Regions from separate parts of the Homo sapiens genome. Here region 2 is linked to region 1. Evidence: read pairs that join two places in POLR2A ChIA-PET (ENCODE). Cell type or tissue: PC-9. All regions are shown on one strand. Each heading gives the region's core, and the rest is flanking DNA. Links, peaks and the distances in the headings are about the cores only.

Region 1 (5,459 bases), core at 174-5,173:
TCCCTCCCTCCTTCCTTCCTTCCTTCCTTCCTTCCTTCCTTCTCTCTCTCTTTCTTTTCTTTCTTTCTTTGTCCGAGTTTCACTCTTGTTGCCCAGGCTGGAGTGCAGTGGCGTGATCTTGGCTCACTGCAACCTCCACCTCCCAGCTTCAAGCGATTCTCATGCCTCAGCCTCCTGAGTAGCTGGGATTACAGGCGCCCACCACCACGCCCGGCTAATTTTTTGTATTTTTAGTAGAGACGGGGTTCTGCCATGTTGCCCAGGCTGGTCTTGAACTCCTGACTTCATCCATCTTTCTCGGCCTCCCAAAGTGCTGGGATTACAGGCGTGAGCCACCATGCCTGGCCATCAGTTCATAGTACTTTCAAATATCCCTTTTGATTTCTTCTTGATGCATAAATTTTTTAGAAGGCATATTAATTTCCAAATATTTGTGTATTTTCCAGAGATACATTATTGGTTTCTAATTCAATTCCATCATGGTCATGGAGCATACTTTATATGATCTGAATCCTTTCAATGTGTTGAGACTTGCGGTGACCCAAAATATTGTCTATCTTGGTAAATGTTCCATGTGCACTTGAAAAGAGTATGTTTTCTGACGTTCTTAGTTGGAACATTCCACAAATGTAAATGAGGTCAATTTGGTTGATAATGTTGTTCAAGTCATATATCTTTACCAATTTTCTGTGTACTTGTACTACCCTGATTTTCATAGAGGGATACTGAAATCTTCAACTACAGTCATTAATTTGTCTACTTTCTCCCACGGTTCTTTCATTTATGCTTCATGTATTTTGATGCTCTGTTAAGTACATAAGTGTTTAGGATTATTATGTCTTCCTGATGAGTTGACCTCTTTGATCAATGTAAAATGACCCTTTTTTCCTAGCAGTAATCATTGCTCTGAAATCTACATCATCAGTTCTTATAATGTCACTCTAGTTTTCTTTTGATTTTTGTTAGCGTACATCTTTTTCACTCTTTTAATATTCTTAGCTAAAAAAAGGAAGAAGCAGAGCAGTTGTATAGTATGCTACTATTTGTGTTACAAGGCAGAAATATGTATGTACATATCTACTTGCATATACATAAAATAGCTCAGGGAGTGAGGAAACTAAAATTATCTGTTGGCTGTTGGGAAGTGCACTGGTTAAATGGAAAAAAGGGATGAGAGGAAAATTTCACTGTATACGCTATCATAGTTTTTAAATTTAAGGTTATACAAATATATTTCAATTATTCAAATATAATTTTTCAATTATGCAAATTATACTAATTTTTTAAATTCAAACATTAAAAAATAAAAACAAACAGATAACTCTCTAATAAAAAGCATTATATCAGAAACAGAAAAATAATCATCAAGCAAATAGCATATGAAAAAGTTACCATATCCAGGCACAGTGGCTCACGCCTGTAAATCCAACACTTTGGGAGGCCAAGGAGGGCAGATTGCTTGAGCTCAGGGGTTTGAGACCAGCCTAGGCAACACGGTGAACCCCGTCTCTACAAAAAAAAAAAAAAAATACAAAAATTAGCTGGGCGTGGTGGTGCATGCCTGTAGTCCCAGCTACTTGAGAAGCTGAGGTGGGAGGATGGCTTGAGCCTGGAAGGCAGGGGCTGCAGTGAGCTGTGATCGCTCCACTGCACTCTGGCCTTGGAGACAAAGTGAGACTCTGTCTCAAAAAATAAAAGAAACAGCTACCTGCCTCATTCAGTGAGTGTATTAGTTTTCTAGGGATGCCTTAACAAGTACCACGTGCTAGGTTCTGGCTTAAACATGAGATTTGTTTTCTCACAGTTCTGGCGACTAGAAGTCCAAGATCAAGGTGCAGGCAGGGTTGGTTTCTTCTGAGGTCTGTCTCCTCGGCTTGTAGATGACTGGCTGTCTTCTCCCTCTGATTGTGTGTCTGTGTGCTAATTTCCTTTTCTTATAAGGATACCAGTCATATCGGATTAGAGTCCACCCTAATGACCTTATTAATTAATTTACAATGACCTCTTTAAAGACCTATCTTCAAATACAGTCACTTTCTGAGGTACCATGGGTCAGGACTCCAACATAGGAATTTTGAGAGGACACAATCATCCCATCACAGTGAATCACCAGAAAGATTTACACAACTCAAGATCAGTTTATACTAATAGCTAAGAGGTAGTAATAGCAAATGATACAGAAAAGAAGGGAGCTGGAAAAATATATACATCAGGCATGGTGACTCATGCCTGTAATCCCAGCACTTTGGGAGGCCAAAGCGGGAGGATTTCTTGAGGCTAGCAGTTCAAGACCAGCCTGGCCAACAGAGTGAGACCCTGGTCTCTCTTTAATATACATACATATACATCGGGGGGTCCAGAGAAGCCCAGCACAGGCTTCCAATGTCCTTCTTCATTTAAGAAGAAGCCACACAGGATGTGATCTATCCCTCTCGAGCAGCAAGCCACAGAGCATGGACAGAATGTCTCTGCCCAGGGAAGCCTGTTTGGAGTTTCAGGGTCTGAGAGACTCACATAGGGGCTGGTCACACACATACAACCTGCTAGCAACTGGCCATGGCACCTGAAACTCAGGACCCCAAGCATGGATCCGGGTTCACACACGTCATCGATCTTTGCACAAAGCAACCCTGACAAGCTGGTATGGTATGTTCCATCACTCCAGGTGTACATAACAAAATCACGAATCAGTAAAAGAACACTCTGAGGGCCACATTCCCGGGGGATAGCTAAGGGTGAGTCATGGTTCCCTTGGAGACGTGAAAGAAATAACAGAGCTGCTATGTTACCTCTTTGCTCAGAAAACCCAACCGGGAGATTTCTCTATTCCTAACTCCCATCACTTACGAACGGGAGTTGAGGTACAGGTTTTAGGGATAGGGAAGTGAGGGGGTGAGGGAGGTAGGGATTGGGCACCATTTGGCCTACAAATTACATATATCCAGGAATCGTGTTTTAATTGAAATTATCATCTTTACCATGAAAAATGGATACCTCTGCTTTTCTGGGCTTTTTTCCTAATTATGTCAACCTTCCCAGCTCTTGGAACAGAATGCAAAGTCCTTTGCATGATACACAGAGCCCCATCTGATCTCCCCACTCCGGGATCTCCCTGCCCTCATCTCCATGGCCTTCTTGCTTCATGTCTCTGCTCCAGCCATGATGGCAATCCTGAGGTTCCTCACACACACCAGGCCCCTACCCACTTCAGGGCCTTGGCTGTCGCTGTTCTGTCTGCCTGGAGTGTTCTTAGAAATCCTCTTCACTGTCCCCTCATCTCCTGCATGTCTCTCCTCAAAGGTCACCTCATCGGAGGCCTCCTGGCCACTGTATCTAAAACAGCAGCCCTTGCCACTCTCTGCGCCCTTTCCTCAATCCTCAAACCTGACAATATATCGTTAACCTGAATATTTAATTATTTTTTACCTGTTCCTCCTCCAACTCCCAAGCAGAATGCCTGCACCATGGGGGTAGGGACAGTTTCTGGTTCACAGCGAGGTCCTGAGGCCTAGCACCATGCCTGGCTGAGTGAGTGCCTACTGAGTGAATGAATGAATTCGATCCAGACAGACACTGGGTGGAGGAAGGAAAAGATTTAGGACAGAATAAGATTCCCTATTTTTAGCTCCAGACTACAGAGGAAATAACTCAACTAAACTGTTAACTTTTCTCTCAGGATTCACATATGCTAATATTATATTTAACATAAACTTTCTTTTAGAAAGGTGATTCTTGCTCCCCTTTAAGGGGCTAACACTCTAACAGTTTATTTATTTCTTTATTTTTTCTGATGACAAGTAACATATTTGTAAAAGAAAATTAAACAATGCAGAAAGGAGTAAAGTAGAAAGTGCAAGTCCTTTGGACTGGAGGTTGGGGGAGAGGAAGAGCTGGGGCTAACGCATTTTGAAGGGGACAGCTGTCACATTGTTGGCATCATGGCAGCTGTGTCCATAGGGCTCACCAAAATGTCCCCCTGGATAAAATGGCCACATCAAGCTGTCTTCTTGCTTTGCTGTTTATGTCCTTTGCCTGTGTTTTTAGGAAAATGTCCTCGAATGTGTATTTTTTTAATTTTTAAAGTTTTTGTTATATTAAAAAAGTCTTTTGTCTGTCCAACAAATTACTAATTCTTTTCTCCAAATTATTGCTTGACCTCTAACTTTGTGGTGCTTTCCACCATTCAGAAGTGATTTTATTTTAATTGTTATTTTTTTTGAGACAGAGTCTCACTTTGTCACCCAGGTTGGAGTGCAGTGGCATGATCTTGGCTCACTGCAACCTCTACCTCCCAGGTTCAAGTGATTCTCATGCCTCAGCTTCCTGAGTAGCTGGGACTACAGGCATGCCACCATGCCTAGCTAATTTTTTGTATTTTTAGTAGAGACAGGAGGTTTGCCATGTTGGCCAGGCTGGTCTTGAACTCCTGGCCTCAAGCAATCCGCCCACCTCGGCTTCCCAGTGCTGGGATTACAGGTGTGAGCCACCGCGCCCGGCCACAGAAGTGATTTTTATCGGATAGTGAATTCTGTCAATTCTTTGCCTTTATTGTCTCTGCCTTTGGTATCATGCTTAGAAAGGTCTTCTCCCAGCCGGGCACGGTGGCTCATGCTGGTAATCCCAGCACTTTGGAAGGCCAACGCGGATGGGATCACGAGGTCAAGAAATTGAGACCATCCTGGCTAACAGGGTGTAAACCCCATCTCTACTAAAAATACAAAAATTAGCTGGCCGTGGTGGTGTGCACCTGTATAGTCCCAGCTACTCGGGAGGCTGAGGCAGGAGAATCACTTGAATCCAGGAGGCAGAGGTTGCAGTGAGCTGAGATCACGCCTCTGCACTCCAGCTTGGGGACAGAGCAAGACTCCATCTCAAAAAGAAAAAAAAAAGGTCTTCTCCCTGCCTCCCCCCAGCCCCCGCCCACCCCCGGATTAGAAAAGTGTTCACCTAAATTTGCTTCTAGTATTGTCATGGTTTGATTTTGTTTTTCATTTAAATTTTCAAGGCACCTGGAATTATTTGGTGATAATAGACATTTATAGAGTGCTTATGATGTGTCAGGTTCTGTTCCAAGTGCCTTATATTGATCATCTTATTTGAAAGCTGGTAGAAACCGTGTTTTCACAGGTGAGGAAACTTAGGGACAGGAGGTTGGGTACTTATCCAAGACCATACAGTTGGTGAAACCTGGTCCATCTAATGCTAAAGCCTACACAGCGTTCTTGTAAGGATTAGAATTGGTGTATGTAAAGTTTCTGGAATATAGGAGGCAGTCAACAGATGATAGAGTTTAATATTATTGCATAGTTCCCATAAATATAATTTTTGATGGCTGTATATTATTTTTCAAAATGGTATCTTTTAAAGTTCAGTTTATTTCTAAACTATTATTCCTTCACAAGTATGAAAAGCCTTTAGAATTCCATGGGAATAAATGAAATCTTTATGTCAAGAAAGTG
Region 2 (5,459 bases), core at 198-5,197, 350 kb before region 1:
TTAGTAGAGAGCAAACCTTTACTTTTAAAGGCAAAAACCGCAACTACTTTTGCACCAACCTAATAAAAAGCACCCTGAGAAATGCGAATTTAACTGATCTTAGTGTAACTACACATTAGTTGTTGGTTTTTTAACATAAAACTTACTATTTTAACCATGCTTAGGTATACAATTCAGTAGCCTTAATTACATTCACAATGTTGTGCAGCCATCACTACTATTTCCTTTTTTTTTTTGAAACAGGTTCTCGCTCTGTCTCCCAGGCTGGAGTGCAGTGGCGCCATCTCGGCTCACTGCAACCTTCACCTCCTGGGTTCAAGCGATTCTCCTGCCTCAGCCTCTTGAGTAGCTGGGACTACAGGCACCCACCACCACACCCGGCTAATTTTTGTATTTTTAATAGAGAAAGGGTTTCACCATATTGGCCAGGCTGGTCTCCAACTCCTGACCTTGTGATCCGCCCGCCTCAGCCTCCCAAAGTGCTGGGATTATAGGCGTGAGCCACTGTGCCCAGCCCAAACCTTTTTTTATCACCCCAAACAGAAACTCTGTACCCGTTAATAACTCCCCATTCCTCCCTCCCTCTAGTCCCTGGTAACCTGTAATCTATTTTTTGTCCTTATGAATTTGTCTATTCTAAATATTTCATATAAGTGAAATAATATTTATCCTGTTTGTGTCAGACTTATTTCACTTAGGATAATGTTTCGTGCTTCATGCATGTTGCAACATGTGTCAAGACTTCATTCCTTTTCATGGCCCAATTTCATTATTTTACATGTGACTACTCAGTTGCCCCAGCACCACTTGTTGAAGACAGTAAGTTTTTTTTCATAATTGATTTTTTCACATTTACAAATAACATTACAATAAATATCTTTTTCAACCTATCCCGTATTTTTCCCTAAGAAAAATTCCTATAATTGCTATCCCCAAAGAGATGCACTTTTTGAAGGCTTTTGATACACACTACCAAACTTCCTCATTAAAGGACAATAGGACTCCACCACAGTAAATTCAAACACCACTTTCCCCACTCTCAACAGCCTTGTATATTATTTAAAATTTTAAAAATTTCTGCTAATCAATGTGGCATGGGTGTATTCCAAATCAAGTTGAAGGGTCCAGGTGCGGTGGCTCCCGCCTGTAATTCCAGTACTTTGGGAGGCCAAGGCAGGCAGATCACTTGAGGCCAGGAGTTTGAAACCAGCCTAGCTAACATGGAGAAACCCTGTCTCTACTAAAAATACAAAAGAATAAATGAGCATGGTGGCATGCGTCTGTAGTCCCACTCAGAAGACTGAAGCACAAGAATCGCTTGAACTGGGAGGTGGAAGCTGCAGTGAACTGAAACCACACCACTGCACTCCAGCCTGGGTGACACAGCTAGACTCTGTTAAAAAAAAAAAAAATTTGAAGTTTTAGCTGAACTTCCTTCTTCCTTCACAGCCCTACCATGCTGGCCTCAGTACCATCCTTTCCAAAGACCCCACTCTTATAGAGTTTAATGTAAGTCGAGTTAAGGAAGCAAACTAAACCCTTCCTCTCAGAAGAGGGAGACTAGAAATGGAAAGTATAATTAGGTTCCTCTGCTGGATAATGTAATTTTAAAGTATTTCCTTTCTCAGAACAAAGTCACAAGCCAGCTACTTGCAACTTTCAAGTTTGTCTGTTTTTGTTGGTGTTCAATGCAGAGTTACCAAGCACAAGAGCCATGCCAAGAAATAAACCAACTTAACGTACCAACTTAACGTCAGAAGGCTTTTCTTATTGCCATATAATAATTATCAAGGAAAAAGAAAAAGCTCTTTTACTGGTAGTCTGCTTTTTAGTGTGAATTGAGCACTTCTGAATTTGTATTGGGATGATGTTTTTATAGTTGATGTAGCTTTTGGCCATGTCTCTCTTGCTTCTCTGAAACAAACATACCAAGCGTATCTTTGTTTTGTCTCAAGTTGTTGTTACAGTACAATGAAAATTTTATGGTGAGTGCTGTGTCAGGGGGAACTTGTTATTAATATGGAAATCCTGAGAGGATCATTTATTCACACAAAACAAGAAACCAGGGGGAAATTAGCTTTCCATATTTCATCATAAATCATTCATAATTCAGAAAAGAGAGGAAACTATTGATGAAGCTAAGTAAAATGAGTTTCTTGTTGCCAGAAAGAATAAAAATATTAGGTATAAAGCTCTCTAATTTCCTAAATATTTTAAATGCCACCATGACTTTTACTGTCATACTAGCAAAGATGAAGGCAGATGTTTTCAGAGAATCCATAAAATTTTTAGAGGCAGAAGGGACCTTATAAATAACTAGTCTGATCTGTTTTACATATTGGATTCCTGAAGCCCAGAGCAGTGAAGTGACCTGCCCAAAGACCCACATAGCTAGTGGCAGAACTGGAGCTACAAGTCAGATCTCCTGACTCCTATACTTACTAATAATGTAGTTTGGTCACTCTCCCAAAAGGCTGACATGAGCATTTATGTTACTGATTTACTTTGCTGTCAGTAAAGCCACAGAAATCTCCAACTGCACATATGTAGCTGTTGGACAACTTATAGGATTTAGTTAATGACTGTATTCATTTAATGCATTTCTTCTGAGAGACCATGGTCATCAAGTCTCCCTTTAGTAAGGGGGTTGAGCAAGTTTCCGGGATTCCTATATGATGTATGATTCTCTCCACCTATACGTTATAGACACTTGTGGAAATCAATCTTGTTTACCCTTGGGTTAAGAACTACATTGTAAGAAATCTGCGAGACATTACGGAATTTCAGGAAAACGAAGTTACGTATTTGCTGGGGTACTTATGGTTCCCTGACCTTTTCTAAATGCACAATTGTAACTATCCAACAGTGAAGTCTACCTATATGATAGATTTTTCAAGCTCGACTTTTAAGATCTAAAATATTTAAAAACACTTCAGGCAAATTGTAATTAGTTTTCCCCACAGATACCTAAGTATCATACATGCATTTTCATCTTGGATATTTATATATAGCTGCTTCTAGGTGAATTTTCAAAATTCATTTAGGAGATGAGATTAAATATATCCTGTAGTGGGAGTACTAATAATTCCAGGAGTAGGGACAAAGATTAATGCAGAATTAGAACCTTAACTCATGTGCTTTTAATAGCTCATTTGATTTGTCTCAATTCTAAAGAGCCAATGAAACAGGCCACCTAAATACAAACTCTACACTCGTCCCCCCTTTTAATGTTAGAGACTTCTAAATATTAGAGCTGTCCAACAATACAATGAACTGTCTTGTGACAGAGTCCATTCATTCTTACAAGATTTCAAACTAAGGCTAAAAAATAACCTGTCTGGAATTCTTAAAAGGATTTCTGCATTGAGAGGTAGATTCAAAGACTTCTAAAATCCCTGAATACTAAGATTACATGATCTCAGTATTATCTTTATATCCTATTTTTACAGTAAAAGTGTCTTTTCTTATGTGTATCTATAGTCATGTTATGATAGACTATCTTGTATCATTATTTTTGTATTTAGTTATCCTACTTGAAGACAGATAAGGTATCTCACTCATCCTCATATATCATAAAAGTTTTAGTACAGTTTCTTGTACACAGAAAGTATTCATTAGATATTTATTGAATATATTTAAAATTATAAATGTTATTGGTTGATTTAGTAATTATAAATTTTAAAAACCATATATATATTTTCCTGATCTGAGGACCCAACTCATTACTACAGTGAGTTTTCATGTTGAATATCAGTGAATCATTAGGGTAAATTTGGAGCACTGCTCTTTTATAAGATTATAAGTAAAATAGGAATACTTGATTGAACACATATCTAAGGTTTAATAATGATGCTTTATAGTCACCTCTTGTTCTCACATTTTTAAGACGAGTTATAGGAGAGACAATTTTAAAAAACTAATTTAGGAAAGATGAAACAAGCAAAATCAAAATTCTAAAATTATACCATTGTGTGTTAAATTGTGTCCTCAAAAAGGTATCTTGAAATTCTAACCCCCAGGACCTGTGAATTTGACCTTATCTGGAAACAGGGTCTTTGCAGATATAATCGAATTAAGATGAGGTCATATTGGATTAGGGTGGGCCTTAAATCCAATGACTGGTTATCTTTATAAGGCCATATGACGACACAGGACACAGAGAGAATCACAGGATTCTCTCTGAGGCAGAGATTGGAGTGATGTATCCGTAAGCCAAGGATTGCCAGCAACCACCAAAAGCAAGGAGAGAGGCAAGGAATGGATTCTCCCTCAGAGCTTCCGGAGGCAACCAACCCAGGTGACTCCTTGATCTTAGGCTGGTAGCCTCCAGAACTGTGAAACAATAAATTTCCATTGTTTAAGCCACCCAGTTTTTGATGCTTTGTTATGGCAGCCCTGGGAAACTAATGCATGTCCTTCACTATAGAAAACTGATATGATAATTCTTCAGCATGTTTAGGAAGACAAAATATAGCCTTACCATAATTTTTTTTTTCTTTGAGACGGAGTCTCACTCTGTCGCCCAGGCTAGAGTGCAGTGGCGTGATCTCGGCTCACTGCAACCTCCGCCTGCCGGGTTCCAGCGATTCTCCTGCCTAAGCCTCCTGAGTAGCTGGGATTACAGGTGCCTGCCACCACGCTCAGCTAGTATCTTGTATTTTTAGTAGAGACAGGATTTCGCCATGTTGGCCAGGCTGGTCTCGAACTCTTGACATCAGATGACTCACCCACTTCGGCCTCCCAAAGTGCTGGGATTACAGGTGTGAGCCACTGTGCCCGGCCGCCTTACCATAATTTAAAAAAATCAAACACAGAATAGCAAGTAAAAGTTACAATCATTTTGGTCTTAAAATCAACAATAAATGGAAAATCATTTTAGAAATGGATCCTCCCAATACACAAGCTCAAAAGGTAACAGAATGGAGAACCAACTATGGAATCCCTGAGTCTGAGCATATTACAGTGAGTTGTGGTATCCTAGTGTACAGCTAAATCAACTAACTGAATAAAAACTAACTGAATAGGGCTGGGTGGGGTGGCTCATTGCCTGTGATCCCAGCACTTTGGGAGGCCGAGGTGGGTGGATCACCTGAGGCCAGGAGTTCGAGACCAGCCTGGGCAACATGGCGAAACCCCACCTCCACTAAAAATACAAAAATTAGCCGGGCATGGTGGCATGCGCCTGTAATCCCAGCTACTCGGGAGGTTGAGGCAGGAGAATTGCTTGAACCTGGGAGGCGGAGGTTGCAGTGAGCCGAGATCATGCCACTGCACTCCAGCCTGGCAATAGAGCGAGACTCCGTCTCAAAAAAAAAAAAAAAATAACTGAATAGAGGGAAAGGAATTGTCTGAGTTGAGAAAAGTATATTGAGATAGTCAAGATTACCAAGATTTGCTGATAAAAGTTCCTTATACAACTGAGTGGTAGTCTTATCCCCATTAGTTACTTTCTGCATCCT

The links. ChIA-PET counts read pairs that join two places held together with the same protein. Peaks named below come from ENCODE experiments on the same cell type or tissue, not always from the same donor. Only the 100,000 strongest peaks of a DNase experiment are listed, where the experiment ranks them.
Region 2: POLR2A ChIA-PET joins it to region 1 with 5 read pairs; 2 of 35 experiments call an interaction of 5 or more read pairs at or near these places.

The regions. Positions count from the first base shown.
Region 1 is chrX:134,509,985-134,515,443 of GRCh38, reverse strand. No RefSeq gene overlaps it. Among named protein-coding and RNA genes, the nearest start is that of MIR450B, 28 kb to the left of the region's middle. In PC-9, for the core only: no CTCF peak of the experiment used is centred there; DNase peaks (open chromatin) are centred at 2,153 and 2,683; H3K27ac peaks cover 955 bases.
Region 2 is chrX:134,856,052-134,861,510 of GRCh38, reverse strand. It overlaps a transcript of PABIR3 not described here. Among named protein-coding and RNA genes, the nearest start is that of PABIR3, 52 kb to the right of the region's middle. In PC-9, for the core only: no CTCF peak of the experiment used is centred there; no DNase peak of the experiment used is centred there.